Regions from separate parts of the Mus musculus genome. Here all the other regions are linked to region 3. The links are chromatin loops, found by intact Hi-C in ENCODE. Cell type or tissue: heart. All regions are shown on one strand. Each heading gives the region's core, and the rest is flanking DNA. Links, peaks and the distances in the headings are about the cores only. Region 1 overlaps Epn2 (epsin 2). Region 2 has its middle 21 kb from the start of Rnf112. Region 3 has its middle 32 kb from the start of Grap. Region 4 overlaps Slc47a1 (solute carrier family 47, member 1). Region 5 holds the start of n-TWcca5 (a tRNA gene). Region 6 overlaps Epn2 (epsin 2). Region 7 overlaps Slc5a10 (solute carrier family 5 (sodium/glucose cotransporter), member 10).

Region 1 (4,492 bases), core at 266-4,265, 56 kb before region 3:
ATAGTGATGCATGCCTTCAATTCCAGCACTTGGGAAGCAGAGATAAGCAGATCTCTGTGAGTTTGAGGCCAGTCTGATCTATGTAGTAAGTTCCAAGACAGCCAGAGTTACATAGTAATACCCTGTCTCCAAGACAGACAGACAGACAGGAAGAAAGGAACCTCTAAAAATTTAAAATATACACTTTAACATGTGATAGTATGATAAGCTCAACTTGAGAAGAATATAAATTAAAACTATACTGAAATACTTGTTACACTTGTCAGATTGGCAGGAATCTAAACAGGTGATTCCACCTGAGGCTGGCAAGGCTGTGGCGGAAATGAGCAGCCACACTGCTAGTGGTTAGACAATGTGAACACTCTGGAGAAAATCTGGGCAATCTGTCAAAATGACTCAGGAGGTAACGCCTGCCACCAGGCCTGATTTCCTGAGTTAAATCCCTAGAACCCACACAAAAACAGAAGTAACTCCCGAGTTGTCTTTCTGACCTCCACATGCGTATTACGCAGCATATGCCTGCCCACAGATACAATCAATAAATGTAAAAAATGGATGGGTGGGTGGGTGCATGGATGCATGAATAGATGAATGCATAGATGAGGTGGAAAGTGAGAAAAAGATGCCTGGTGCTGACCTCTAGCCTCCACAAGCACATGAACTAGCATAGCACATCTGCAAATCTCCATGCATACCAACAGAAGGGGGAGTGAATACATCCACATACCACATCCTTAACTTGATTCTATTCCACTTCTGTGAGTTCCAGGGTATCCAGAGCTAAGGGTGAGAGACCCTCCTCCCCGCACACCCCAAAAGAAATAGAAAGGAATGAGAATATTGAGATTTATAAGCAATATGCTTTTATTTCATAAAAAGAGAGGGTAAGAGCTGAGCTTAGAGGCATATATCTTTAATCCTAACACCCAGGAAGTAGAGGCAAATGTATCTCTACGAGTTTGAGGCAGCCAGGGCTACTTGGTAAGATCCTGTTCCAAAAGAGAAAAAAAAAAAAACAAAATAAGAAAGGACCCACACCTGTATGCTATACTACCAAGCAGTCACCAAGGAAAGCAGCAGGCAGAATTCGGGTGATCAGGAGTGACGAGAACTATTTCCCAAAGTATACTTTTTTTTAATGACATCTATTTATTTACTTATTTGAGCAACACACATGCCACAATGAAGATGTAAAAAACAGAGGCCCCTGGAGTATTTTAATAACCTATTTTAGAACTGAGCATTCCACTTAAAAATATATTAAATGTCCTATCCATTTTTTTTTTCATTTAAAAAAGAAATACCAGAGCCATACCAAAACCTTTAGTTAATCAAGCACCAGCCCAGACCCCACTGTGATCTCTGCACCCTGCCATGAGCAGGGTGGAGCTAGGCACCAACAATGGCCAGCTAGGGGCAAGGTACCTGGCCTTCCTAAGGTTGTCCCTCCCTCAATGAGACTCTCCTCTAAGCCCTTCCAGTTTCACATTTCAGTGGCTTTCACCCACAGTCCATTCAAGCCTAAGCTTTCCTTCTGGTGGGCCCACCTATAGCCATGTACAAACCCTACCCAGTGAGTATCCTAAATAGGTCTGTGCCCCATCACAAAGTGGCAGATCACGCAAGCTCCCAAACAGGTTTAGCCAATCATGCACCAGGCCTTACCTAGCACCCATCCCTATCAGGCCTGGACACAAACCTGGAGCATACAGACCAAACAGACACCAGCTCACTCTCCAAGAGCTCAGTAGACACAACACACGGAGAGCAGAAGGACAACAGCAAGGACAACCAACTTATCCTTTCCTTTGAGCAGATGGAGAGGAGCTGCTACCCCACGAGCTTATCTGTCAGTACACAGACATTTCCACCTCAGTCAACCCTCAGCTTTCCCCTAGATCAGGAAATAGACTTGAGTGACCTAAGGCTCAAAGATTGGAAAGTCATCAAGCTACTGTTCTCAGTCACCAAAAGCCACAACAAAATCATGTTTCCACATCACCCATCAGAAGGAGAAAACCTCAGACCAAACTATTTCCGTGGGCCTCAGAGGGCAGAAGTCTCCGAGTGCTTGACTAAGCATCACTAACCACAGGCTGAGCTTTCTTGCTAAGAAAAATATTTAATTCCCCTTTCTGAGCTCTAAACTGATTTTTTTTCCTTCTAAATAAACTTTTATAAGCCTTTTATTATAGCCTTATAAATGTCTAGCAAAAGTTTTTAAAATAGTCAATGTGGCTTCCTTTTGCTGGACACACTGTAGACCGATACCTGCCAGCTTACTGATGGCCAAGTCTTGGGGGAGATCAAAGTATCTACACATCTGCACTGGAGGTGGCTCTGTGAACCAGCCAGGTAGACCTAACACCGCTGCATGGTAAACCCAGGATTTTCTCACCACAACATTTATTCACAGGGATTCACGCAACTCTGATTTATCCACATGCAGAATGAATGCCAAAGTCCCCAGAAGGAAATGACTAGGCACAACATGTCATGGAGAGGCCTGGTTGGCCCAAAGCCTGTTCCAGCTCCCTGCTTGCACCACAGTTAGCCTCAGGCAAACACATTTCCTGGGCAACAGGCCTGTTTTCTCTTCTCCAGACTTCTGCTTTAAAAAAAAAAAAAAAAAAGCAATAGGCTAAGTAGAGAGGACCAACCCTGTCATCAAGCCAACTTAGCCTACCAAAGGGATAGCACATACCCAGAAAAAATTTCCAGTCCAATGCTGCTCTCACTTGGGACTGAAAGGTCTTAGAGGCACTTGGCAGTGTGTAGCAAATATCTCTTTTCTTTTATACCATGAAGATAGAGAAAATGAGACTCAGTGACTATTCAGTAACCTTGCCCAAAGAACTACCATGCCACATTGTGGAAGCCTCCAAAGAGCACGCAGCAATGCCAAAAGTTTGGTTCTACAACCCAGCCTTAATCTTCCCGCCCTGCAACTCTTCCTCTACACCCTTCAGCTCAGCAACAGTACAAAGCACCCCAAACTGCTGCTTATTCCTACTTCCAGGTGGTCACCAAGTCCTCTGTTTCTCAAAAAGCCTCTCTCCTGTCTGACCCAGGCCTCTGAGAGCTTGCTAACCCACTACAGAGGAATGGGGACACACCAGCTCTCCTGAAAAAAAAAAAAAGCAACACAGACCTCCTCACAGACAGTGAGCCACCAAAACCCCAAGGGTAGGAAAGTGGGAGGGTGGTGGATACAAACTGACAAAAATAAACCTGAAATCAGTTAACAGTAGTCACAGTTGACAACTGTGTGACTTGGCAAGCCTTTAGGTCAGGTCTTCAGTATATACTTCCAAAATTTCTTTGATGATCTTTGTTAGGGAAATACGGTGGTTTTGGCATACTTGAGCACTTTGAATTGAATGGCAGTGGACAGCCTTAGAATTAAGAGCCATCTCACCATCTCCTGTCCTCCTGCCTGCTGTCTCTTTCTTTCCCAAGACAGATCACAAAATCCAAAAAGGCCCCTTCTTCCCAAAGCCAGCCACACACTAACCAGGAAACTATGACTGCTCTGAACCCCTTCCCTACTACCCACCACTCTGTCAAGGAACTGGCCATATATACACTGACTTACCTTATCCACAATGGGTCCTAAGATGTGCAAAATCAGCGTCCTGTCCCAAATCCTGGAGCAAGGAATGCCATAACTGAGAGAGCAGGGAGAAGCAAAGACAGATCTCACTGATTTTACCACAATCTTGAACACAGAGTTCATACCCTGTCTGTCTGTCCCCAGTCTGCTAAACAGACATTCTAAAGGCTTCTTGACACTTAAAATGATTACAGAGGTCAGCTATACTTTTATCTTGGATATTTTTCATCATGAGGATATCAAAGTTATGGCCCTATGTAGTAGGAGGACTGGGACCCTACACCCTTAATAATCTTAGAGGACTTTGTATAAAAAGCTAGTACCTTAGCCAGGCCGTAGTAAAATACACCTTTAATCCCAGTAGTAAGGAGCAGAGGCAGTCCGTGAGTTTGAGGCCAGCTTTGTCTACAAAGCAGTTCCAAAATAGTCAAGGCCATTTGGAGAAACCCTGTCTTGGGGGGAGGAAAAAAGACTCTGAACTGAACTGCCTAGAAGCCTCAAGTCAAGTGGATTCACACTCGGTACAAGTGAAAAGCAAATCAAATTCATTTTCCTCATCCTTGGCCCTGAGATGAATAATTCTTTGAACCCTCCAAAAGTGGACACATGGTCTGATGTGCTCCAACTCCATGGGTGGAATGAGTCCCCATCAACAGAACATGGGGCCACTGTCTTCCAGAACCAGCCCTTAAGAAGGGTGCCCACTATCAACACATTGCTGCCAAGTAACCCCTCTAAGAAAGCAGAACACAGCATGCAGGCCATTCCATCCCCCCCACTAAGTACCCACTGACAAGGACAGAATTGACCTATCTCTAGGACCCAGTACATGCTCCAAGAAAACAGACTTAAAACTTTGTGGGCTATATAAACAAAGAC
Region 2 (4,492 bases), core at 269-4,268, 190 kb before region 3:
CAAAGCACCTAGAGGGTGAGTTCACTGAAAGCAGATTTCTGTTCTCAGAAGGCTCCAAACTGGCCATGGGTGGTCACACTTGGCTTTCACAGTCTACAGAACAGGGTGGCACAGAGTGCCATTTGCTATTTGGGGAAGCTTCCCAAATGAGAGTCACAAGCCTTTCTTTTATGGTGATTTATTTCCTTTAGCATAATGTCCCTAAGTATCGCCCACTCGGCATGTGACAGAGCCCCCCTTTCTGAAGGCTGAGTGACATTCTACTGCACGTTGGTTTACCACCCTTGCTGTTAGTGGACATCAGGGCTGCCTCCCCTTTGGTGACAGCACTTAGCACGGCTGTGCATAGACTCTCAGAGGGTCTGACTCCAAAGCTTTTAGGTACATGACCAGATGGATAATACGTGGCTCTATTTTTGGTTTTGAGGTGCCTCCTACTGCTTTCTACACTGCTGCCCAATTTTACATTCGTGCTAACAGCCAAGTCTTATGGAAAACTTTTATCTCAGATCCGTTACCCACAAAGTGAAGGTAGAATAGAATGGTTAGGTTGTACTTTTATCTCACTGATGAATAATTTAGATATTTCTTACATCGGATCACTAATGTTGCTTCTTTAGCTACTAAGAATATCAGCCCAGGGGCTGGAGCAATATCAGTGATTAAGAGCACCGGCTGTGCTTACAGAGGGCCCAGGTTCAATTCCCAGCACCTTCATGGCAGCTCACAACCATTTGTAATTCCAGTTGCAGGGGATCTGTTGCCTTCTTCAGACCTGTAACAAGGTACCTGTAGTGGAATTATAGTAGAATCATTGTATGTAGTGTAGACATCAGAGCAAGTAGTTGTTTTTCTGAAGGAGCTTGACAAGCCTGTGGGGAGTGGTTCTGATGCTAAGGTCCTGTTCCCCAATTGGTCCCCAGTTTGTCAGTAAAAGAAGCCAGGGGCCAATTGCTGAGCTGAAGGTACAGGTGGGACGTCTGGGTCTCAAGAGGAAGAGGAGACACAAGGAAGGAGTGGAGTGTTTTCTGCCATGCTTTGGAAGAAGAATGCAGCAACCATGTGAGGTCTCGGGGGCAGCTGGGGACTGTGGCCACCACTATAGGCAGGTGGTCATGGATGTTTGGCAGGGACTAAGTGGAACCAGCCACTGAAGTTTAGGGCAGATGAAGAGACAGAGATAATAAATCGGTAAGGGCACACTTTTCCAGGCGACAGCTATCAATGCTGAGCAATTTTGCCAAGAAAGCAAGTTACAAAAGAACATACTCTGTGTGTGTGTGTGTGTGTGTGTGTGTGTGTGTGTGTGTGCGCGCGCGCGCGCGTGCGGGCAGGCCCGCATGTGTGCTGTCTGTCTGTCTGCCTGCTTTCTGTCTGTCTGTCTTTTATCCCAGGATTCAAGGGAAGCTGGGAAGGGGCTGATAGTAAAGCCCACTTCCTGGAGCAAGATGAGTGGGGGCTCCAGAGCACAATCACCTCCCAGAGCTCAAGGTAGTAGCATAAAAACTGCACACAACACAAGCCTTGCATGACCTTGGTCACAGGATGGTCCTGGAACACCTGACATGCCTTGCATTATTGGGTACAGCAAACAGTGTACAGTAAGGACACACATGGCGAAGGCTGATGTTTTCCTTCAGGAAACGCAGAGGTTAGATGAGGGGCTTTGGTATGAGGAGCTCATTTTATCCAAAAACAACTTTTGTGTAACAATCAACAAATATGTTTCAGCCAGGCAGTGGTGGCTCACGCCTTTAATCCCCGAACTCGGGAGGTAGAGGCAGGTGGATTTCTGAGTTCGAGGCCAGCCTGGTCTACAAAATGAGTTCCAGGACAACCAGGGTTACACAGAGAAACCCTGTCTCAAAAAACCTAAATAAATAAGTAACTAAATAAATAACTATGTTTCAGTGTGGTTGCTCCAGCTTCAGCTCACGGGGACTACTCCTTCCTGCGGCCTCAGATCCTGGTTGCATTCTGGAGTGACATTCTTTCTTCAATCAACCCACACAATTCAGAACACCGGCAGGTATCAGACATGTACGTGGTACACAGCCATGCAGGCAAGCAAACCACTCATAGCACATAAATTAAATCTTAAAATATAGCACAAGTTCCTAACTCATCTGTTAATCTAACAACAGAGACATCAGTCCTCAGGAAAAATGTTTTAGAGATATACTCTATTCTACAGACACGCACGTACATGAACACTCATGCAAATGCATATATACACAACATGCATATACAAAATATAGGTAACATTAAACTGTAAAGCTATTATCTTGATTTGAAGTTGGCATTGTGTTAGAACAGGAAACTTTAAAGAGTCCACCAAAATCTTGTTCAAACTTAAAAAATGCACTAAGAATCTGTATAAACTACACCGCTAACATACAAATCTACTATGTTTGCATCTCAAAAAGAGATTTGTACAGTCATTTGTTTTTTGTTTTTTTGAGGCAGACTTTCTCTAGGTAACAGCCCTGGCTGTCCTGAAACTCACTTTGTAGACCAGGATGACCTCAAAATCACAGAGATCCACCTGCCTCTGCCTTAGGAGTACTGGGATTAAAGGCGTGCACCACCACACCTGGTCTATTGTAGTCATCTTTATTATTTCCCAATTGCATTAATTATTAATTAATTAATTAATTAATTGTATGTGTGCAAACATGTTCATGTATTTACATGTGCCATTGGTCAGAGAATTGCCTGTAGAAGTATCACATTTCTTTTTGTCGATATATATATATGTGTGTGTGTGTGTATATATGTATATGTATATGTATATGTATATGTATATGTATATGTATATGTATATGTATATGTATATGTATATATATATTATCCTTGACCTCTAATTTTAGCCTACAAGGCAGAGACAAGAAGATTGCAAGTTCAACAACCTTAGGCATTTTAGCAACTCTGTTTCAAAATAAATAAATAAATAAGTAAATAGATGGTGTGAGTGAGAGGGCTCAGTGAGTAAAGGCATTTTGTTGCCAAGCCTGATGACCTGCGTTTAATCTTTGACACCCACGTGGGAAGAAAGAACTGACTCCATGTGTAGCATGCACATGCCCAAGTTCAGACAGACAGTCAGACAGACAGACAAGCAGATAAGTAGAATGCAAAAAACGGATCTGATGTAGCTAAAGATGTAGATTCTCACTGGTAGAATGCGGGTTTAGGGTAACCAAGGCTCCAGGCTGAATACCAAATACCAAGAGTGCATTCCCCACCCATAACATAAAACAACATGGTAACAACATGAGAGTGGATGTATCAACCAGTGGAGCAGAACAAAGTCTTGACATAAACCCATGGACATGCATCTGATCCCCGACAAGGTGTCAATGACACACGATGGAGAAAGGACAGTCTCTTCAACAAACAGTGCTGGGAACGTAGATATCAAACATTTAGAATGATGGACATGGACTTCCATATTACACCACATGCAAAGAAAGATCAGTGCAAAATGGTTAAAGAATAAGACTCAAAGAAAAGTTAGGAAAAAAATCTTCATGTTATTGAAACGGTCAGCGAGTTTTTAATAATTCATTTTTGTTTTATATGCATTGGTATTTTGCTTGCATGTGTGAAGCACATTGGATCCCCTGGAACTGGAGTTACAGACAGTTGTGAGCAGCTATGTGGGTGCTGGGAATCAAACTCAGATCTTGAAGAGCAAGCAGTGCTCTTAACTGCTGAACCATCTCTCCAGCCTAGGCAGTGAATTTTTGATATGACAAAAGTGTGAGAAACAGACACATGGGACTTTGTCAAAGTAGAAAGCCTCAGTGCAGCGAAGGGAAGAGTCAGCAGCTGGAAATGCAGCCTCTGGAAGAGGAGAAAATATCCACAAGGTCTATAACTAATGAAGGTTTCACATCCACAACCTGTATAGAACTCACAAACTTCAAAACCGGAAACAAACATAGACAACCAGGCAGACATCTTTCCGGCTATTCAAAAGATCAGTGGGTTCATGAAAGAATGTTCAACATCACCAGCCATCGGGGAAACTAGTCAAAAATGACTTACCAATCCACGTGTGGGTATTATATACATATACAAAGAAATCAAGCGTTGGTGAAAACGTGGAGAGAGAGCCATGCACAGTACAGGCTGAAAAGAGAGAATACAGTTGCTACAGAATAGCAAATTGGGTCTCCTAAAAAAAGAATTAAAAATAGAACTACCATATGGCCCAGAAATTCTACTTCTGAGTACTTATTTAAAGGAATTGAAATTAAAATCTAGAAGAGATTATTTGCACCATCATGTTTGTTACAGCTTTATTCACAATAGCCGGCAGGCAGAAGCAACTCATGCAATCTATTCAAAACGCAGTGGCACGTACTGGTGGGATTCATCCAGCTACAAACAAGGACGAAGTGCTGCTGTGTGTGCCTCAGATGGCTCCCAGGGGCACTCTGCTTAGTGAAACCATAATGACAGGAGAGCCAAGGCTGCTTCACTCTGT
Region 3 (4,492 bases), core at 162-4,161:
GTGTGTGTGTGTGTGTGTGTGTGTGTGTGTGTGTGTGTGTGCCCGCCCTGAGGAGGGAGGGGATACTGACGGTGGCCCCATCTTGAGAGTGTCTGGAGCAGAAGGAGAAAGCAGTTCTTATTTGAGGGGTCATTGGGGAACTGGGGATGAAGCCAAAGGTCCCGTGTGTACAAAGCGCATGCTCTACCATGCAGCACACGCTGATCTGGCAATTTCTTCCTAATGCTCGCTCTGTCGGTCTGTTCATTACATCATGGTGTGAGGACAACTTTAATTCTTTCTCAAACACTGCATTGTCTCCTACAGACTCTGTCCCCGTACTGAAATTAATGTACTGGATAGAGAGATTCTGCCTGACCTAGAACTTGCATCAATCTTTCTGCCACCGCCATCTGGATAATGGGGTTACAGGTGGACAAGACTAAATTTTATTTAATTAGCAATTTTTGAACATGTACAGAAATATAAAGTATGAGTCCCTACCACACAGCCACCAGTGTGTTTGTTTGCTTTGTTTTTATTATGCCTTTTTTATCTATCTATCTATCTATCTATCTATCTATCTATCTATCTATCTATCTATCTATCTTTAAGGCAGGGTCTTATGAAGCTCTGGCTGGCCTGTAAATCACTTTGTGGAGCAGGCTGGCCTGGAGCTCAGAAAAAGCTGCCTCTAGTTTCCTAGCTCTGGAATTAAAGGCACAGGCTGCCATGCACAACTACATCTGTCTACATTTCAATGTGAAGAAGGAGGAGGAGGAGGAGGAGGAGGAGGAGGAGGAAGAGGAGGAAGAGGAGGAGAAGGAGGAAGTATTGTAAAAGAAAGAGTAATGGTCTGTGAATTTTTGTTTCATTTTCTGTGTCTCTTTTGTTTTGTTTGAAACACAATATCACTATGAAACCATGGGTTTCCTTACGAGCATCTGAATTAGAATTTAAATTCTGAAGAATTGCCATCTTTGGTTGGGGTGCAGTTCAGTGACAGCGGGTTGACCCCAAACCAAATCAAACCTGCTGTCCGATTGTTTATCCATCTCCTTTAGGAAGAGAGCAAGCTTTCTTTGACTGAGGCCAGGCTCCTTCAGCGTTTGGTCGCGTTCTTGGTTGGCAGTACTTGTTTGTATTGTTACCTCAGTGAGCCTGACCCATCAGAGCTTTTTAAAATACACACATACACATTTTATTTAAATCAGATAATGGGAGAACAATTTGTGAGTTCCTGGGGTGGAAAATTCCCGAGCGCAGGAACCGCAAGGCAGAAGCGCCCCCAGCTGGCCGCTCCTGGCCAACTGCCCTCGCGACCGCGCCCTGTGATGCTGGGGGGTGGGGGCGCTGAGATGGGGGAGGACTGGGGGAGGGGGGTGTCTAGAGAGCTGTGGGGCTGAGATACTGCGGGAACGGGGTTAAGGGATTGTAGAGTCGGGAACTGGGGAACTAGGGAGCAGAGAGACTAGGAGTGACGGCCACCTGTGAGGCTGGGGAGCTGGGCGTGGTGGGTGGGTGGGGGATGGGGAGCTGGGGAAGCTGGGATACCAAAAGCTGGGTCGGGGTGGGTGCTGAGTCCGCAGAGCTGGGGGGGGGGGGCTGGGTCTGAGGGCAAAACTGGAAACTTGGAGATTGAGTTCCGTGGGTTGGACAGTTGGGGGTCTGCACCCTACCCCACCCTGCCTGCAGCTACCACACACACTTTACTTTCTGGTCTCTGTGTGGGTCTCTACATCTGAGGAAACTCAGCCTGGGTGGCCAAATGCCTGCGCTGGGCTGGGTTTTGGTGGTTTGAGCATCCAGAACGGCGGCAGGAGGGAGGCCTAAGGTGCCTGCCGCAAGAGGGCAGAAGGGCGGTGGTGCTGTTTGCACATCGCGGGGAAAGTGCTCGTCCCTGCGCATGCGGCTTCCCACCGCACTCCTACACGTTGAAACTGTCCGTTGTGGACCGAGTAAGGCGCACCCTGGACGCCTGGTTCTTGAGCCTGTGAAGGGATGGGTCTCTCTACTCAGTGAAAGAAACTTAAGGAATTTTTTTACTTAACTGGTACCTGAAGAGGGTGGTGTGATGGTGGAGGATAAACCGATTCGAAGGAGGGTTTGGGCAGAAAGTCAAGAGAGTCAAAAGGCAAAGGGAAAGCGGTGAGTTGGAAGTTGTCTAACGTTTGTACAGCCTTGGCTTCCATTCCCAGAGCTTTTCTTTTTTAAGTGCACTTAGGAAAAAAATCTAGGCTATATTGATGACTTAGAGGAGAATAGACTCAAGAACCTGCCCAAGCGCACTGTGGCAGTGAGAATGCTCTCACGTGCTGGGACACACACACACACACACACACACACACACACACACACACGGATAGGTAGGTAGGTAGATATAGACAGACAGAATGGTAGAATGGGAAAGCCAGGCGTGGTGGTACATGCTTTTCATCCCAGCATTCAGATGGCTGAGGGAAGCAGAACTCACCAGTTTGGCATACATACCCATGCAGAGTGACCCCGTCTCAAACAAACGAACAAACAAACAAACAAACAGAAATAATATGGAGAAAAAAAAATCTGTCCTCACCACCTGCAGGAGGCTCTAGCTTCTGCACCTGCAGACTTTTTCTCAAAACACACTCACATGCACATAAAATACACAAATATTTACCTAAAAATTTAGGGGTGCAAGGATTGTCCCATAGCTTTATTAAAAATGGTTAATAAATAGTGTGTGTGTGTGTGCGCGCGCGCGCGTGTGCACACGTGGAGGATAGAGGTCAATGGGTGTTTTCCTTGGTTACTCTTTTTTTTCAAGATTTATTTTTAATTATGTGTGTCTTCATTTGATTTCTGTCGCTATGATGAAACACCAGGGCCAAAAGCAACCTGGGGAAGAAAGGGCTTATTTGGCTCACATCCCATCATTAAGTCAGGGCAGGCATTCAAGGTGGAAACCTGGAGACAAGAACTGAGGCAGAGACCAGGGAGGAGAGCTGCTTACAGGATTGTTCCCCATGGTCCTTTTGCCCCTACGACCACTAGCCTAGGGGTAGCACTGCTCACAGTGGCTGGGCCTTCCCACATCAGTCATTAATTAAGAATATGTCTCGGGCCGGGTGCGGTGGCATACACCTTTAATCCCAGCACTCTGGAGGCAGAGGCTGGAGGATCAGATATTGAAGGCCATCCTTGGAAGTTCAAGGCCATCTTGAACTTTCATGGACTACAGGAAACCCTGTCTTTAAAAAAAAAGAAAAGCTGGGCGTGGTGGAGCACGCCTTTAATCCCAGCACACGGGAGGCAGAGGCAGGTGGATTTCTGAATTCAGGGCCAGCCTGGTCTACAGAGTGAGTTCCAGGACAGCCAGGGCTACACAGAGAAACCCTGTCTCGAAAAAAAAAAAAAAAAAACCTTAAAAACAAAAACAAAAACAAAAACTATGCCTCCATAGACATTCCTACAGGCCAGTCTGATGGAGGCATTTTCTCAGTTGCTGTTCCCTCTTCTCAGATGACTCTAGCTTGTCGCAGAAAAACTCACCAGCATAGTGTATGTGGTTGTGTGTCTGCAACTGATCTTTTAAAATAAATTTGTTTTTGTTGTTGGTTCTGTTTTAAGACAGGGGCTGGAGATATGGCTAAGGGATTAAGCAGGCCTGGATTCTCACGCACACACTGTGGCTCCTAACCACCTGTAACTCCAGTTTCAAGGGGCCCAATACCCTCTTCTGGCTTTTGTAGGCACCAGGTATGTTTGTGGTACACATATATATGTGCAGGCAAACACTCATACACACAAAACCATCTAGAATCTTTAAAAAAAAACCCAAAAACAAAAACAAAAAAAATAATGCAAAGTGGTTCCTGCGGACATGTGAGGACGAGAGTGTGAATCCAAGCAGCTGTGTAAGAGCTGGAGGGTGCTGGAGAGATGGCGCAGCACTCAAGTGCACTTTCTGTTCTTACAGAGGACCCAAGGTCAGTTCCCAGCATCCACATGGCAACTCCCACCCAGTAACTCCATTTCTAGGAGATCCATTGCTTCTTCTGATCTGCATGGGTTCCTGCATGCACACGGTGGACATACACATATAACAAATGAACTACCTACCTAACTAAATATTTTTAAAAGTCCAAAGTGGTGGTTTGTGTCTGTAACCTCAGAGCTGGGAGATGCAAAGAACCCCAGTACTTGCTAGACAGCTGGTCTAGCAGAAACCGAGAACTTAGGGTTCAATGGGAAAACTTATCTCAAAAAGTAAGGTGGGGAGTTACAGAGGAAGACACTGGACTTGAACTGCTGGCTTCCAGGTGTGCACATACATGTACATACTTATATATCACACACATACATGCACACATACGGGGAGTCTCTACAACCTTCGTGGGCAGCAGGGTGACAAGCTACAGGAGGTAAGAAGGAAGTTTGTCACCACACAACTCAGTAGGCAGTGTTGGCTCAAACTTCAGGAGTCTGACACCGAGTTGTGTTGTTTTTTTAAAACAAAATCCCAAACATTCGA
Region 4 (4,492 bases), core at 260-4,259, 270 kb before region 3:
AAGGTCATCCTCACCTAAAGGTCAATTCAAAGCTAGCCTGGGCTATGAAGATCCTGTCTCAAAGAAGCAAAGACAAGCAAAACGTTTAACATTGAACAATACCAGATTACATTCACAGAATCCTTAGGCTATACCTGGAAGGTTCCTACAACTCAATCCTCAGAGCTACATGACTGGGTAAGTCTAATTATTTCCCACATTTTACAAACTAGCCCTTCCTCCCAAGATAATTGCTAAATCGGAATAAAATTAATAAATACAAATAAAATAAAATAAAATAAATTCAAAAGAGCATCTTGAAGGTAGTAGAGAACTAATAGCACACACACAAAGAGAGTTCCCAGAATAAGATCATGAAGATGCTGGAAACCTGGGGGTGAGCCAACCTCTGGAGTGGCTTTGCTCTGACAGTTCCATATTTGGACATGTGGCTCAGGGATGAGCAGTACCTGTGAAGGGTAGGCCCTGCTAAACTTCCCCATGTCTGGCCTCGAAGCCCTAATAGGATGCATGCAGGATGTCAAGATAGCCCCATGATAGGCCAGCCACACACTGGCTGCCTCTTACCTTCAAGTCTGTAAGAGCTTTGGGGAATCTCAACCTCTGAAATTTCCCTAGACTGCCCGTGAGACCTCAGTATCTAACAAGAGTGGAAGGAAGTCCTAAGTAAAGACAGACAGCTTTTGGTCAGCCCTCACGTGACTCAAGGATAACCAGACACTAAGAACAGAATCAGAGAGATGATAAACCACTGCCCGCCTACCTGCTGCACCTTTGTGCAAAAGGCATTTATACTCTTCATAGCCACATCCCAAAAGCACGGTCTAGGGAAAATGGCTGCTCCTACAACCTTCTAATATCAGAGAGATTTTGCATAGTAAAGTCAGCATGATTTCCTCCCCCACACCCCAGACCCTCAGAAGACCCACACCCCCACTCCCTTCTGCAGCTTCAAATGCTTCTCTACAAACTTCAATTCCCTGTTCCTCCTCCAAGCCTCACGGTGTGTGGACTCCACACCTACAGACAGAGCTAAATACTCTTCTTCTCCTGTGTATCTTTGTCGTGTCAGCCGCAGATTGCAGGAAGGTAGAAGGAAGCCACTCTACCTCCCTCATGGGAGTGAAAGGTTAATAACTAATTGTTCAAGGAACCGGGGATATGGAAGAATGACCAGACTGACAGAAAAAAACAGCCTAATGTAATTTGCATGATGCAAAGGTCCAAGCAAGAACCTACTTAAAGTGAGTGATGCTTAGCTGACCACAGGGACCCCCGTTAAAACAAGCATGCGAAAACCAGCTTCCAAGACTTGCTCCTCACATAGAAACATTAAGTATTGGAAATGTCTGCAACCCAGCATAAAGGAAAGATAAATATGATCTGCCAGACCCTACTACCCTCAGAAGTACTTGGTTTTATACACACAGTGGTATGTCTACTGTACCCCAGAAGTAAACAAAATTATTACATATGGACCAAACACTTTCAATATGCTTTTAAGAAGAAAAGAAAGGCCCATAGAATACCTGCAGAGGTACCAAGATGAACAGAGGGCCTAAGAAGCCTAAACCCTCCAACACAGTCCGTTAATATATGGAATCAAAGCAAACAAACTCTAAGTCAGTTTATCTCAGAGTGGGTATAACTCGACTTGACATCTGTTTCGGAAGCGTCAGTGCCTTGCTTCAGGGAGAGCTCACAGAAGCTAATCCAGATGTGTCCCACAAATGCCCCTCCAGTCCTATATTGCAAGTCTGCCCCAGAGCTGAGAAAATTGTAGCTTACCTGGGTGAGCAGGCTCGTGAGAGACAGCGGAATTCAGGGCCACGTTTACCTTCAAATTGGCATGTACTTGAGCCTAGAAAAGTCAGCGAAACTCAAGTTCGGGTGGCATCAGGGAGCCTTGCTAAGCATGGCCACTTGGCTTAGGAGAAGCCATGTCCCTTGACTGACACCTGAGACAAAGCTGCTCTGGTTCACTGTGACTTCCTAAAGACTGAAGAGGTTCCTGGGTAGGGAGGGAGTAGACAGATCTAAGAGGGACCAACCAAGGTCGCTGGAATGCTCCCTTCTCCCTTCTCATCTTCTTACTTCAACTGCCCTGTCTACCCCCATGTTCCCAGACCTCATGTTGACCCTGGGAAGGTGGGGGGGAGGAAGCATTCTCTCTCTCTCTCTTTCTCTCTCTTTCTCTCTCTCTCCCTCTCCCTCCCTCCCTTCCCTCCATCCCTCCCTCCCCACTCTCTCTCTCACACACACAGTACTAGGATGAACTTGGAGAAAATCTCTAGTTCCAATTCTTCTCCTGAAACTGGCTTTTCACTGCAAGAGACCAGAAATGGAATTCTGTTTTACTATTCACTGAGCAAACAAAGGGGAGTGATCGGGGCCAGGGTCTCACAACCCTTCACCTCAAAATCCAGTTAAAACAAAACAAACCTAATAATAATTAAAAAGCATAAAAATAGCATAAGAAAAAAAAAACTTCTCAAAACGAAAGAATGCTTGCCACATCTGGTCTGGTTTGGCATCTGCAGAAAGACCCAGGCAACAGTGAGGACGGTTACCTACCTGTTGACAGGCGCGTTTCCAATTGAGCCGAGCAATAAAAGCCAGGAAGCACGTGGTCTGACAGGTAGTGCAGATGATGATGCCTGACCACAGGCCTGCAGAGGGCGATATTTGACAGCTTAGCTCATGGAGACAATGGCCACACTAAGTCAGTACTGGTAGGCAATCAGGCAAGGTAGAGTTGCTAAGGCTACCTGACGGGATTCATGCCAGAGCAAAAGGTTCAGGAAGTTATTTGGACCCTTTCTGCTTATGGTAATTGGATATTAAGAAAAGGGCCAGTAGTAAGGAAATAGTTTCTCCTGAAAAACTACTGCTTCATGATGAACTTTTTTTACCTATATGACCTATGCATGCATGTTTGTAAATTTACATGTGTGTAGATACTTGGGAAGGCACACGTGCATGTGTAGGGAGGCTTGAGTCTGTCATCAGCTGTCTTCCTTAATTGTTCTCCACTACAATATTGAGGCAGGGTTTCTTTCCACCTTATGTCTTGAGGCAGCGTCTCTCACTGAACCCAGAGCCCCATGTTATCTGACTATATAGCTTGCTCTTCAGATTCCCTGACTTTGCCTCCACACAAGACCAGTCAGGACACACCTGAGCCACCCTCATCCCCCATGATCCTCTCCTACTCCTCTGCTTACCTTTCAACTTTCTGCCAAGACACACGGGGGGGGGGGGGGCGGGGGGGGGGACGGGACACAGGATGGGGCGATTCCCTTATGTAACGGGATCCGAATACACAGACTTTGCAAATACAAATCCATAGAAGGGCTGAGGCTAAGCCTTGAGTTGTAATTCAAAGGCTTATCTTTACTCTGCTCTTTGGTGCTAGCTGCCCTCACATCTTATTTATCAGGAGTGGTCAGCAGGCTTCTCTCAGGAGTGAATCAGTAACCACCTGCCAGGTCTAGGATGGAGTAAGAAAAGCCTCTGGCTTCCTCCTTCAAACGAATGCCCAGTTTTGCCTAGAAACCACACTCTCATTCCAAACTTTTTTTTTTTTTTTTTTTTTAACAGAAATACCTGCCTAGCTCAGGCTGTAATTTGAGTAACAGACTTGATTTTCGCTGATGCCATAATCCCTATTAAAAGATGCAGGATGCTTACCAGAATTCTCTGGGCAGAGCCATAATTTACATGTTTGAAAAACCATACAGGAAATTGATAGCCATTGTGATTAATCAGTCTGCTTGTAAAAACCTGCAGCCTTCTGAGGCACTGCGGGGAACCTCTTACATGCTGCACACTCTAATGCTGGCAACAGGAAAGATAAAACCAACCTTACTGTATTTCTATTTAAGAGGCCACTAGAATGACTGAGTACAGGTCTCACACATCCCTCACCTCCCCAGGGCCTCCACTCTTTCCCTCCAAGAATCCCCAGCTCCCTCTACTTTGCCCACAACAGATACACTTCATGAAATGAGTAAGTAGGCCAAATATAGACCCTGGGATATAGATGTATCTATATTTTAAAGTAGATTCCTTTCTAAAATTTTAACTCAGCTGGACATGGGAACACACACCTGTAATCCCAGCGCTTAGGAGGCTAAGGCAGGCTGATCCCATGTTCAAGACCTGCATGGACTACATGGGAAGACTCTAAAAAAAAAAAAAAACAATAACAACAAAACAAAGTTGGATGTAGCTGGACATGATGGTGCATGCCTGGAATCCCTGAACTCAGGAGGCAGAGGCAGAATTCTCTGTGAGTTCTAGGTCAACCTAGTCTACATAGTGAGTTTCAGCACAGCCAAACTTATAATAGAACTTCTTTTTAAGTAAATTTCAGATGTATCACTTACTGTATAAAATGATAGCCTCGCAAGGAGATAAATAAGCTAATTACCTTGGCCTAAATAGTCCACATTCTCTGCTATATCAAAACATTACTTTGTGCTCCATAAAT
Region 5 (4,492 bases), core at 271-4,270, 210 kb before region 3:
TCAGTCAAATTATTATGTGTTTTTTGTAGATAATCTGAGATATTTTAAAAAACATTTCTTTACTTTACCATGCCATTATATGGTATCTCGGTTATGTTTCTGTTACTGTGATAAAATGCCAAGCAATAGCCTTAGAGGAAAGGGGTTATAGCTTACAGGTCCAGGGGGAACACAATCCATCATGGCAGGGGAGACATAGATCTCTGAAGAGAGAGGGAGAAAACAGGAAATGGGGCCAGAGTATAAAACCTCAAAGCCAAACCAAATGGCATACTTTCTCCAGTGAGGAACCACCTCCTAAAGGCTCTATATCCTCCCCAAACAGGGCCACCAACGGGAGACCAACTGTTCAAGTGCATGAGCCTGTGGGAGACATGTCTCATTCAGGATGGGAGTCTCATATTATGCTTAGGGCTGTTGACTTCTCCGGAGTGGGACTCGCATGCTGTCAGGACTAGCATGAGAAATCACCCTGTCTTTCAGTACTTCCCCTTCCCCACTCTCGCTATTATCTTCCTCAGAGAAGCTATTTAGGATTAGATTCCTTCCTTCTATTTTCATTATCGTAACACTTCCTCAGACTTTCTATCTCCTCGTGTCTTGGTAAGTTTTCAGTTCACTCTTTGTGTTAGTGATCTCTCTCACACTTCGTCTATTCATGTCCGGGGAACGAACCCAGGGTCTTGTGCGTGCTATGTGAGCACTCTACCACCTGAGCCCCCTCCTCAGTCCCCTTAATAACTTTTCCTTGTTATTGTAAGTTTTGTCTAAGACCTTCTATATACCGAAATCTCCCTCAGAGGGAATTTGCCTCCATCAGGTGGATACCGAACAGGTGGAGTGACCCAGACCCCAAAGTCATATGTTATGACCCCATGGAGATTACATTCTTTAGGTGAGAAAGAGCAGTTGAACAGACCAGTCTCCACTTCTTACTCTCTAGATACGATACACCGTCCTAAAATCGGTGTGTAGAATCATTTTTACAGTAAACTTTATTATTTTGAAAAAATTAAAAATAAAAACATCATGTACCAAAATTAACCAGAAACCACATCTACAGAACTCTGAATAGTTAGTATTGGCATTCAGAATGGAAGCTGGGAAAGTTCACATTAACCTTTATACTTTTAGTATCGAATAGCTTTTATGCACTTATCCACCACTGTTTCTGAGACAGGGTCGTGATCTTTAGCCCAGGCTAGCCTTGAGCTTGCAGTTCCCTGCCTCAGCCTTCCAAGATCCAGGATTATAGTCCTATGCCATCACCACAGAGTTGCCACTCACATTTCTAAATACAGATACATATCTCAGTACTATATGTATTTACAGGTTGACTCTTTCTAATCTGAACATTCAACATGCTTCGGAGCCCAAAGCATTTTGAGCAGTGACATGCCACCTGGGTCAGTTGGAAAATTCTTCACCTTGATTTCACAGGCCAGGTGAACATCAGATGCAGGGTCACCAGGACTACCATAGTGACTATCTTCACACTGGGCACAAGATATGTGTGAAACATAGGTGGACTCTGTTTGAATTTGAGTCCCATTTCAAAGAAACACAATTACACATATGCCACTACACTAGCTAGTTGTATGTCAACTTGACACAAGCTAGAGCCATCAGAGAGGAGGGGCCCCAACTGAGAAAATGCCTCCATAAGATCTGGCTGTAAGCAAGCCTGTGGGGCATTTTCTTGATTAGTAATTGATGAAGACAGCCTGGCCTATTGTGGGTGGGACACTATGGGCAGGAGGTCCAGGGTTCTACAAGAAAGCAGGCTGAGCAAGCCATGGAGAGCAAGCCAGTAAGCAGTTCCCCTCCATGGCCTCTGCATCAGTTCCCTCCAGGTCCCTGCCCTGCGTGGGTTCCTGCCCCGACTTCTTGTGATGATGAACTGTTAATATGGAATTGTGAGTGAAATAAACCCTTTTCTCCCCAAGTAGCTTTGGGTCATAGTGTTTCTTCCCAGCAATAGGAATCCTAATTAAGATAGCCTGCATTTCAAAAGTTTTAAAAATTCTTAGGCAGTTCTAGTCCCTGTTGCTGGTCCAAGCATTTTAAATTAAAAACAACAAAACAAAGCAAAACAAAAAAACTCAACTTGAGTTTCCTGTTCATAATTTTGGTGCAACCTGCTTTAATTTTCTACATCAGGCTACCCGGGGGGTGTGGGGGGTGTTAGAAGATTTAAAACAAAGCTATTAACAAAATGTGAGAATGGGCTACAGATGTTGAAGATACGACCACCAGAGAGACAGTCATCTCCAGTCCAAGAGCCGTTTAGAGGAGGGAGCTGAGAAAAGTAAGTTCAAGGCAAACAAGGAGAGATCTATATTAAAGCACAAAGCTCTGTGTTGATTGCTCACACAAGCCCGGGTAACTGGAGGGAACATGGGTGGAATCCGAGGGTCGAACCAGGGCGTTAGAGGCTGAGTCAGCGCACCTTCCCCTTGATTCTGCTAGCACCTCCTGTAGGTCATCACAAGTCATCGCTTTCTCGAGCGAGCATTCGGGTATTCGTAGTCTCAAGAAAGGGAAAAAAGAGGGCTGTCTTATATGGCGTGAGAAAGGCGATTTGATCCGATACTGATCTCATTTCTTCTTTATGACTTGGTACTTACTCTATTCTGTCGTGGTTGACGGTGAAAAAAAACCTAACTTGACCCCGACGTGACTTGAACACGCAACCTTCTGATCTGGAGTCAGACGCGCTACCATTGCGCCACGAGGTCACAGCAAGCTTGCGACTCTGTGTCGCTAAAGGCCTCGCTTCACCGGCTCGCTCCTGGGCTCTGAGGTTCGGAACAGAGCGCTGTCGCTCGTCTGAGCAGAAGAGGAGTTCGGAATGCCGCAGCTCCGACAGGAACGGCGTCCGGGAGGATGCCAAGCTGACATTCGGCGACAGACATTTGGCTCTTCCTCCTCCGTCTCTCGCGGTGACCCTCGGAGCACACAGTGCTGGGTGAACACTCACGGGAGAGGGGACGCCGGAGGGGAACTGAGGGATGCTTGTGAACCGGGAGCTTCCCGGGGACCGTGGGACCGGGGACCCAATTGACAGCCATGCACGGCTGCGGGCCCCGCCCTGTAAGATGGCGGCCGCCTCCACGGAGGGCCTGGAGCGGTCAGGCAGGAGTGAGGGGGATCAGGCAGGACGGTTAGCGAGGACGGGGACAGACCGGGCGGGCACCAGGACCAGGGCGGCTGGTCTGGGATGACGGAGACCGACCGACCGGGGGAGCACCGGGACCAGGGCAGCGGGTCCGGGATGACGGAGACCGACCGACCGGGGGAGCACCGGGACCAGGGCAGCGGGTCCGGGATGACGGAGACCGACCGACCGGGGGAGCACCGGGACCAGGGCGGCGGGTCCGGGATGACCAGGACCCGGCAGGCACTCAGGCGCCAGCTCTGGTTCCCAGTCCGCTAGGAAGAAATGCGGGGACTCGAGAGAGCGACGCCCAAGCGAACGGCTAGATAAACAAGAAAAAGCCCGGCAGCTTTACTAACTACATAAGTAAACATTTCTTAGAGGAAAGAACAATATGTGGGAAATATTGCTATTATCTCCCGGCGCTGTTCCTTCGTCCGGATTGTGGCCCGTACGTATACCAGTGCACAGATCACACACAGAAAGCATCCTAAATGAAGGGCAAATGCCTAAACAGCGTTAACAATTGTACTTTTTAAATGCGCATGTGCATATGTGCTAACGCACATGGTTTTGGATGTTTTGAAAGTCCTGATAAATACATACTCATAAACTGAGATGCTCTTACCATCTTAAAATCTACTAAAATGATATCTTTGGATCTACTAAATGTTTCATAAAACCTTAAAATGTTGTTTACATAAAACATTCTCTGGGGGCATACGGTTTTAAAACGTGATCAAACTACGAAATTTAACATTAGATACAGATACATAGATTTTTTAGTAATGATTTCCTTCCTAAGCAAATTGTTAATATTCTGGACAATACTAACAATGACTTTGGGTGGCTCACAGTCATCTGTAACTCCAGTTCTAGGAAATCTGATGCCCTCTTCTGGCCTCTGTGGGTTGCTATGGGATTTCTTTTTCAGGACTTAATAAATAAATAATAATAAATTATTATTATTATTATATGCATTAGGCCTTTTACACAATCTTTCCTGACTTTTACAAACCAGATACAGCTGCATGATGGTATTAGCACTTGAGCTTCCTTCCTTTGGCCACACCTCTCTATTACTAAATTTAAATTTATAAATTTATATTAAAGTCAAAAGTAGTGTCACTTCTTTTTTTTTTTTTTAGGATTTATTGGATTCTCAGAATCAAACTTTTTTCTTTTCTCTCTCTCTTTCTCTCTTCCTCTTTCTTTCTTTCTTTCTTTCTTTCTTTCTTTCTTTCTTTCTTTCTTTCTTTCTTTCTTTCTTCCTTTCAGCAGGTTCTACATAGCCTTGGCTATCCTGGAACTCACTATACAGACCAGGCTGGCTTC
Region 6 (4,492 bases), core at 191-4,190, 87 kb before region 3:
GGTGTCTTCAGACAGCACCAGAAGAGGGCATCAGCTCTCATTATGGGTGGTTGTGAGCCACCATGTGGTTGCTGGAATTTGAACTCAGGACCTTTGGAAAAGCAGTCAGTGCTCTTAGCTGCTGAGCCATCTCGCCAGCCCTACTCTACTCTTCAAGAGTACAACCACCACAGGTTTTTCTGGTCTCCAAGGATAAGAACTCAGGTAACACTAATTGGCCCTAGGAAGTTGGCAAGCTCCACTGTAGCCAAAGTACGCTAAAGAGCAGCTGAGGCTGACACAACTTTTAGACCAAATACAAGCAATTGCAAGAGAGATCAGTCCCTGAATTATGTGACACCCACTCCTTTCCCCTCACCCTTCTACCTGCTGCCCATGTCACAATGCATGGGTCTCCCCCCGCCCCCAATTACCCACACCTTCTAACACACTATTCTACAAGACACTGTTTCTCAGTGCCCACCGACCTCTAAGATGCTCAACTCACTATTCTGATCTGACAAGTCCTGGCCAAAGCCTGGTTCACACAGCACTGCTCGCTGCTACCAGGACAAAACCATTCATTATCTGGGTGTCCCAGATAATTCATATGGGAGGACAGAGCCTAGCATTAGGTATACTTTAACAAACATCCAGAGAACTGGGCAGAGCACAAAAGGTCCACTTTATGAAAAAAAAAAAAAAAAAAAGAACACAGGTACACACATCACAGGAATGTCCAACAGGGTTCAGAGAACCAGGCCAGAAGCATAAAGCCTCTAAGACCAAGCTCCCTACCAGCAATTAAGAAATTTCATGTGCCAGGAAAATCACCCACAATAGATTAATTCTGCCAAGTTCCTGTTTTAAATCAGACAAAAAATTCTCTCACATTTACCAATAAGCAAAACTCAGAAATAAAACTCACTAGACTTATTATTTTAAGTAATAAGAATAGCAGCAAATATGTCCTCTCTTCACTAGTAGTGGTAGTAGTGGTAAGCACATCTCATGTCCAGCTCATGTCTTTAGGTTTTTCTCTGTGTATGTATTATGACTTCTTGAGCTTGAGCTGGGTGCAATTCCAAGAACTGACATGCTGCCTACAACAGGAACAGGTTGTTTCTGACACATGGGATGAGGCAGTAAGAAATGAGCCAGCTAAGAGAAAGAAAGCACCTCTCCCCATCAAACAGGCAAGCCCAGGAAAAAAAAAAGCAATCTATTTACCAAACGATGGCCACGGGTCAGTAATGTTCGAAGGAGCCACTGTTCCACCCCAGGGGTTGGTCTGGTTAGCAGAGGCTCCTGCACTCCAGGGCTCAGTTTTCTGTGTAACAGGGCCTGAGCTGGGGAGGGCATCCATTAAATCCAACAAGGTAGTCTGCTGGGAGTGGGAGCCTGGCTGTTAAGACAAAGAGAAGGAATGGTTTCACTTGGTTACAGTCAAAGCAAATATCCACATACTAAGCATAATATTAGTTCTCACCACAGCACAGGCCTTCTGGGCTAACTCCTGAATAACTTGGAAATTGAGCTGCTCCAATCCCAAAGCTCCACTAACATCCCCGCTTCCCAGAGAAGCCAGGGATCCACTACACCAAGGTCCTTTTGTCACATGCCCACAAGTTTTAAGAGTTCTCAGGGCTCCCAAACTCTCTCAGAATAGCTCTGGCATTGGCCCAGACCATGATTACTCATCATCATCCCTCTTTACCTGCCTTTGGTTTCCTGGCTAGCAGCACTCAGTACCCAACCTAAAGGAGGGAGAGGGGGCTGGCTCTTTCTGTCTCTTTGTCTCTTTCTGGCTCCCCACCCTCCCTAGTCTCATGACGGCAACATCTATCATCAGGGCCCTGTGGCACCACATCAGGTGATACAACTAGTATGCCTGGCCTGGTAAGTTTGTCCAAAGTAGAGCCACATCCTGGTCACCTCTATGTCATAACCTAGCAAAGTAAGGGGGATAGGGGATGGGGTGAGGGGATGAAGACCAGTATAACCAATGGCTTCTGGAGACTAAAAAATGTCCCTAAGTATCACTGTGAGGCTGACACTGCTGCTGCCATTCTCCTTTTACTGGTGGCATCAAGTGTCTTCCTCCTGGTGTGTGTGTGTGTGTGTGTGTGTGTGTGTGTGTGTGTGTGTGTGTTCGTTCTCACTGGTGTTCACCACAAAATGGGTTCAATGTGGAATTTAGCATCCTGTTGTGTGTCCTACACCCTCACTGTAGTCCACAAGGGTACCTGAAACAACCACCCAAGAAGAACTTCAAACATTTACCTTGCAACAAGCTTTCGCCTCTTTCTTTTTTGGAACTTTTACTGTGTCTCTCCGGCTTTCTTCCAGAGCCATCTGCAATCTGAGGTCATCACCCCGCCTGAGGCGTTCTTCCTGGAGTGGGACAATGGAGCTTGAGGCTGAGGGTAATGTTGACAGCCACACAGCAGGGCACAAGGCCACACTAACCAGCAACAGGAAAGGCCCAGCATCATGTGGCATTTCAAGGGAGAATATAGTTCCGCTGGAAACAATGGCTTTCCATTCCCAGAGGACTCATGGAGGTTCCTCCTTCAGAGGCTGTCTGAGGTCATACCAGCAACACTCAGGCACCATCAAAATGAGGAAACAAAATATTTAATCTAAAATATTTCTCAGGGCTGGAGAGATGGCTCAGCAATTAAGAGCACTTGCTTTTACAGAAGACCCAGGTCAGTACATAGCACCCACATAGTGGCTCACAACCATCTGTAACTGCAGTTACAGGGGATACAACAGGCATGCATGTGGTACACATACATGCATGCAGGCACATCATTCATCCACATAGAATGAAAACAGTGTTTCCTTCTAGGACCCAAATCTGACAACCAGGAAAGAATCAGAAAAGCTGATACTCCAATCCCCACAGTGGACACTGCTGAACAACTGTGCAGTTGTATGGTTTCTAGTAGAAACAATTCATCTTGTTTAAGGGTAAGTCACTTGCAAAATCAGAGTCCTGGCCTAACTTCTGTATGATTAAAACATACTCTTGGCTTTTAGCTAAAAAGGCTGAAGCCATCCACCCATCCCAGAAACTTGCAGTAAGACCTCCTGGGCACCTTGATCCTGTGGAGCCATGAACTTCTACATGGGCAGATTTAATGGCTGCAGGTTCTCTACAGGGGGCAGAGGCCAGGATCAAAGCTGCCCATTGTTGCTGTTACAGACATACCAACTATGCCGGCCAAACCTCTCTGTGTTCACATTTAACACCCAACATTCTTCTCTCCATACGAGGGGTGTACCTTGCTGCCTCTGGCTGTCTGCACGCTTTCTGATGACTGAAAGCAAAGGGACACTGTCTAAAGGTGTTTGAATTGCCCCTTTCGCTCCTCCATTTTAAAGTAACGCATGCTTATTAAAAAATAAGGTATAGAGGGGAACAAAACCACACACAGGCTCAATATTAGAGCACTTCCTTACAGAGGGGTCTGGGTTCCATCTTACACCATATACTTTTTAAAACTCTATGCTGCTTCTACCATGCCCGCATGCACACTCTTTTCTGAAGCTTCCCTTCTAGCCTTCTAGTCTCCCACACATCTGCCACAGGATATATTGCCCTGGCAGGGACCAGGCCCACCCCACCTACCCACCACCCTCAACCCAGGCCTGTCCTGCTCATTGCCCTGTATGCTGGTACCTCAAGGAAGCTGGAAGCACACAGCTCCCTCAGAAGTCCCTGGACAGTAAGTCTACATAGGAACTTCACTCGGAGTTAGCCGTTTCTCTGGACACTGATCTCCCTGAAAACCTTTCGTAGTTATAGCTCTGCCTGGGCTAGGGGCTCAGAATGCATTGTAGCCACAAGACATAAACTCATCAAGTAAGTGCCTTAAAGACAGGGCTGTGTGTGTGTCATCCTTTCTGGGAGCCATAACCCTCCCCCAGGAACACCAAGGTAAAGACCCCATGGGCTCAACCACACAAGCACTGACCTGCTCAGCAACCTCTCTGCTCATGGCAAGTGCCAGTTGTAGCTGCAGCTCCTCTTCTCCGCTTGTCTGTGGCCGGGCCTGCTCTAACTCAGAGGATACTCGTGGGGAAGTAGCTGTGAGATCGGGGGACAGGAGGGGAGGCAGGTCATCCCATGCAAAGGCAGAACTGTCTCTCTTATTCCTAGTACAAGATAGTACTCAGTTTTCATCTCAAACCCACATGGCCCAGCAAAAGGATAACATAAAGCTACAGGTATTTCAGAATTAAAATTAAGCAGCAGTCAAACACAGTTGCACACCTAGAGGTGACACATAAAACCTTGGCTGGAGGTCAGGCCTCAGGAGAATCAAATCTGTCTTCACAGCAGATCTCTACTCCAGAGAAATGGACCATAAAACAGAAACCAAATTCAAGAGTTCCTGAAGAGCCTTCAGCCACGTGAAGGAGCCCAAGAGCCCAAAGGCTCCAATCAAAACACTTCACACTTAGAAGGCATGCTTAGGAAAAGGAAGCCCACACAGTTCTGTGT
Region 7 (4,000 bases), core at 1-4,000, 94 kb after region 3:
AGAGATTTGAGAATCCAGAGAGGCGGAGGTAGAGCATGCATCCCCAGAGAAGAGCGACTGAAGGAGCCAAATGCAGAGTCCTGAGATGCTGGTGTTTATGGAAGTGCATGGAGGCCAAGTTGGCTGATGTGCAGTGTGCAACTCTAGGGGAGAGGGAGAGATGAGGCCAGTGAGGTAGCAGGAGCAGTGTGATGGATCACCTTGTGGGCTGCAGCTCGCCTATACTAAGGGGCAGGTAGTGTCATGCCTCACTTCCCTACTTTCCAGAGGTTAAATGACTGGCCCAGAGCCCCACGGTGATGGAGCCGCATTCAGACTCTTGGCTTTGAGCTGGGACTGTGATTTTCCACACCTGCCGTGTAAATCTGCATGCTGGTGCTCCAGTTTGAATAACAGCAGCAGGAGGGCCCTGTGACCTCTGCCTGGACAGGCTGTACAGACAGGCAGGGCGTTCCTGGGCTCTGTGTCTGGGCCTAGTGTGGCCCACGCACTTCAAATAGCTCCACTCCGAAGCCAAGACCCAGGGCGGGCCCAGCCTCTCCCAAACCAAGCGCAGCAATTAGTGTGCCTCCTCCCGCTTCCCCTCAGTCTCAGCAGGCAGCCGCCTGGTGCTGAGGCAGGACCTTGACTGACTGCTCCCCATTTACAGCTGCTAACTCGGAGTCACCCATAAGGCAGAGTCTGAAGCCACATCCTGGTTATTGTGGTTCTGACAGAGATCTTAGCTGACCTTGGCCTGGCCACCATAACCTTGGTGAAGGACTCAGCAGTTGGCAGATGAGCTGCCTCAAGGCCCCTCCTATGCACTGAGCGTCCCTCTGCCCTCTGAAGTCCTGCCCAGTGGCCCACTTGAAGCCTCCCAGTGTAAGGTCGTAGATGGGAAAGGAACCACCCACTCGGCCCATGTCCTTGTTCCTTCATCCCCAGCTCAGCTGAGAGATTCTGCAAAGTTGGCCCTGGCTACCCCCAGCTGATAACCCGACAGTTCTGGGGCTCTCTGACCTCTCATAGCCTAAGGCTGCAGTCTCCTGTCCCACCACTGCCCTGCAGAGCAGTTTCTCTGTCCCAGAGGCAGATGTGGCTGATTTTGTGAATGGCAGAACATGTTTACAAGTGTGCCCCAGTCCCCACCACTTCTTGTGGCTGACCTCAGAGATTACCGTCCTGAAAATGTCCTTAGCAATGGTCCCCAGACACCTCTTATGAGGCCCACTCTCTCTCCTTGGCACTCCCCTGACCATCACATCCTTTTCTCTACTGAAGCCCAGTCCCATCTCTTCCTCATTCAAGACCTGGCTCGCCTGTGTTGTGTATCCATCCACCTCCCACTGGAGAATGGGTCCTAGACAGGCCAGAAGCAGGCGTTTTCCACTCTGCCTGGCTTCCGGGAGGTAGGATTGGTGGGAAGGGGGTGTGGGTAAAAGGATGAACAGGAGAGGGACAGTCAACTCAAGTCCAGGCCCCTCCAGACTAGAGAGGAATCCCTACAGAAGGGAAACTATCATGCTCTCTGGGAACATCTAGGAAAGGCTGTGGTATGCTGTTGCTGATGCTGTAGGAAACAGGCAGCGTCCACCTCCCCAGGTCCTGACCTCCACAGGAAGCAGAGGACCAGGCTGGGCAGCCTCCCTCAGTGTGTGTCTGACTCAGGCTCCAGCTCCTCTCAGGAGCCTGCTGCTGATGGAGGTTAGGCATCCCCTACTGGGCCTGCTACAACTATGGGGCCTCCCCCAAAGCCCACTGACCTTCCCCCACAGCCCCAGGTTCCCTATCTGTAAAACCAGGTGCTTGGACCAGACAGGCCCTGAGCTCCTACTTTAAGATTGGAAGTGAGCTTCCTGCTTCTGACACTTCAGGGTCAGGTCCTAAGAGAAAGCTGTAGGCAGGTAGAAGGCCCAGTTAGACTTAGAGCGCAGGACTGGCAGGCATCATGAGGCCTTTGGCTCCCTCTAGTGGTAAGATGTGGCTCACTTTGAATAGCTCAGATCTCCTCCCCCTACCTTCCCTGCATCAGCATCAGGAGATTCTGCCCAGGTTACTATCTCTCCCTGGTTTCTCTAGCTGGTGCACTCACAAGTTGCCAGATGAGCTAGTCTCTAAGGCCCCTCCCATGCTGTGCTCCCGCAGCTCCCGACAGTTTCCACGCAGGCGCAGGCTGGGGGGCAACTCACCGATATCTTGGTGAAGACAGACAGCATCAGGGACAGGACAGATAAGTACGTGCGGATGCGCTGGCCACCAAAGCGCTTCTGAATGTATTCAGGCAAGGTGACGATCTGGGGAGGCAAAAGAGAAGAGGAACAAGGTGAGTATCGGGAGGGCCAGCCCCATCCAGAGGTCCTGTCCCTCCGGACTTGGTGAGGGTCAAGCCTCTGCCATGGCCCCAGGAAGAGACTCACCTCTGAAGATATGTAGATGGGTACAAACACCCATGCCAGAGCCAAAAGCACATATGTGGCCTGTGAGGACAGAGGCATGGGAGGGTTGTGGGCTCAGCACTCAATAGCCCTGCCCTGGCACACAGCCAGATGTGGCAGAGAGGAGTAGTGCTGAGGCTACCCCCCCCCCACACACACACGCCCCTCCTGCTTTGCTGTGAGAAGCTAGGAGCTTCTTACGGATGTCTCTGGACTGCCGGGCTGCCCAGCCTTCTGTATCTACAGACCAGCTGTCTGTGGCATACTGCGTGCCACAGTCTGGCAGGCCCTGACTGATACACACTGCTGGGAGCCCCCTCATCCAGGGACCAGTGAGTGTGGCTTCACCCTCTACCTCAGCCCTCCCACGGGCTGTGCCCATTCTCCAAGGCTCACATTCCACTCAAAGCCAGCCACAGCCAGGCCTCCGGCAGCACCCGAGCCGGCCAATCCTACGAAGAGGCCAGAGCCCTCGCTGCTTGCAAAGAGTGAGGCTCCGATCTGCAGGGGGGAAGAAAAAGTGATCACTGTGAGCCCATTACATCAGCTCCACCTAGACCAGAAACACCTCCTCCAACCTGGCAGGTCTAAAAGGAGAACATACCCTGTTCACATATAAGGATCCCAGGCTCAGGTGTACAAGTTGGGGTACCCATAGGTAAGCCACAAGGCCAAAATAAAAACCAAAAACGCACAAACAAACAAAAAACAAACAAACAAAAAACCCCAGAGTTTTTCAGACTCCAAAGCCCTTTACAGAACTTATAGCAGTTTGTCCCTACACAGGCAACTTGGGGGTCTCTTCCAGCCCAGGCTTATCCCATTGGGCTGGTGGTATTAGACAGGGACCTTGATTGAAGCACATAAAGAGACCTTGGGGGGACATAAAGAGTCCTCAGGGATACAGATCCTGATGAAGTCAGCCTGTGGACAAAGGAGAGGCTAGAAGGTGGGTGAACTCACCGGCCACCAAGCCATGTCCCGGCCCGCCAGGAAGTAGCCGCTCACTGTGTTCTTGTTGGCTCGACAAGCCGACTGCAGAAAAAGAAAAAGGCAGGAAGTGCATTGAATGGAAGATGCTTCTGCCTCTGGCAAATGCCTGACAGTCCCTGTGTACTCTGAGCATTGCAATGCATGTGACCCGCAAAGAGAAAACATGAACACACACACACACACACACACACACACACACACACACACACACACAGAGAGAGAGAGAGAGAGAGAGAATATTCACAAATAGCATTTTCCAAAATAGCCCAAAGTAGTAACAACTCAAAGTCCAGCAACTGATGAAGAAACAAAACAGGCATATCCACACAATGGAATATTATTCAGCCAGGAAAATATACAGTTAACCTGCCTCCAGTTTATTTCCTGTTTCAGAGTTGGGCTGTATTGCTTTCCTAAGGCAGAATTCCTATTGGTCAAGCAAGAGGGGTTGGTTTTACAGATGGCTAAAAACAAAAACAAACAACAACAACAACAACAACAGCAACAAAAAAGGCAACAAAACCTCTAAGTTGTCAACTCCAGGGTGACTGTCCTTTCAAGGCAGGGCAGGAGCAGGAACCTTGGGATCC

What was found. Peaks named below come from ENCODE experiments on the same cell type or tissue, not always from the same donor. Only the 100,000 strongest peaks of a DNase experiment are listed, where the experiment ranks them.
Region 1: a loop joins it to region 3, with 1.9 times the contacts of the local background. A loop is called at or near these places in 13 of 42 quality-filtered maps.
Region 2: a loop joins it to region 3, with 2.3 times the contacts of the local background. A loop is called at or near these places in 2 of 42 quality-filtered maps.
Region 4: a loop joins it to region 3, with 2.3 times the contacts of the local background. A loop is called at or near these places in 2 of 42 quality-filtered maps.
Region 5: it touches region 3 in a loop (6-fold over the local background); 25 of 42 quality-filtered maps call a loop at or near these places.
Region 6: a loop joins it to region 3, with 4 times the contacts of the local background. A loop is called at or near these places in 7 of 42 quality-filtered maps.
Region 7: it touches region 3 in a loop (8-fold over the local background); 33 of 42 quality-filtered maps call a loop at or near these places.

The regions. Positions count from the first base shown.
Region 1 is chr11:61,562,227-61,566,718 of GRCm38, forward strand. It overlaps Epn2 (epsin 2), which reads right to left. Exons shown (of 11, transcript NM_001252188.2): 2 at 3,596-3,668. Among named protein-coding and RNA genes, the nearest start is that of Epn2, 15 kb to the right of the region's middle. In heart, for the core only: no CTCF peak of the experiment used is centred there; DNase peaks (open chromatin) are centred at 395, 1,946 and 2,525.
Region 2 is chr11:61,430,682-61,435,173 of GRCm38, forward strand. No RefSeq gene overlaps it. Among named protein-coding and RNA genes, the nearest start is that of Rnf112, 21 kb to the right of the region's middle. In heart, for the core only: no CTCF peak of the experiment used is centred there; no DNase peak of the experiment used is centred there.
Region 3 is chr11:61,618,656-61,623,147 of GRCm38, forward strand. No RefSeq gene overlaps it. Among named protein-coding and RNA genes, the nearest start is that of Grap, 32 kb to the right of the region's middle. In heart, for the core only: CTCF peaks have their summits at 1,245 (motif pointing left), 1,828 (motif pointing right) and 2,577; DNase peaks (open chromatin) are centred at 1,276 and 1,846; H3K4me3 peaks cover 1,660 bases; H3K27ac peaks cover 1,588 bases.
Region 4 is chr11:61,346,871-61,351,362 of GRCm38, forward strand. Slc47a1 (solute carrier family 47, member 1) reads right to left here. Exons shown (of 17, transcript NM_026183.5): 15 at 2,575-2,669; 16 at 1,789-1,861. Among named protein-coding and RNA genes, the nearest start is that of Slc47a2, 6.3 kb to the left of the region's middle. In heart, for the core only: a CTCF peak has its summit at 2,671 (motif pointing right); a DNase peak (open chromatin) is centred at 2,661; H3K27me3 peaks cover 1,535 bases.
Region 5 is chr11:61,405,250-61,409,741 of GRCm38, forward strand. It overlaps n-TWcca5 (a tRNA gene), which reads right to left and starts at 2,738; the gene lies at 2,667-2,738. In heart, for the core only: CTCF peaks have their summits at 2,503 and 4,050 (motif pointing left); DNase peaks (open chromatin) are centred at 2,452, 2,782 and 3,102; H3K4me3 peaks cover 1,895 bases; H3K27ac peaks cover 1,496 bases.
Region 6 is chr11:61,531,309-61,535,800 of GRCm38, forward strand. It overlaps Epn2 (epsin 2), which reads right to left. Exons shown (of 11, transcript NM_001252188.2): 5 at 3,963-4,075; 6 at 2,263-2,373; 7 at 1,210-1,384. Among named protein-coding and RNA genes, the nearest start is that of B9d1, 28 kb to the left of the region's middle. In heart, for the core only: no CTCF peak of the experiment used is centred there; DNase peaks (open chromatin) are centred at 1,753 and 2,453; H3K27ac peaks cover 1,044 bases.
Region 7 is chr11:61,712,865-61,716,864 of GRCm38, forward strand. It overlaps Slc5a10 (solute carrier family 5 (sodium/glucose cotransporter), member 10), which reads right to left. Exons shown (of 15, transcript NM_001382268.1): 2 at 3,381-3,452; 3 at 2,814-2,918; 4 at 2,400-2,459; 5 at 2,172-2,276. Among named protein-coding and RNA genes, the nearest start is that of Slc5a10, 5.1 kb to the right of the region's middle. In heart, for the core only: a CTCF peak has its summit at 1,948 (motif pointing left); a DNase peak (open chromatin) is centred at 1,957; H3K27ac peaks cover 1,448 bases.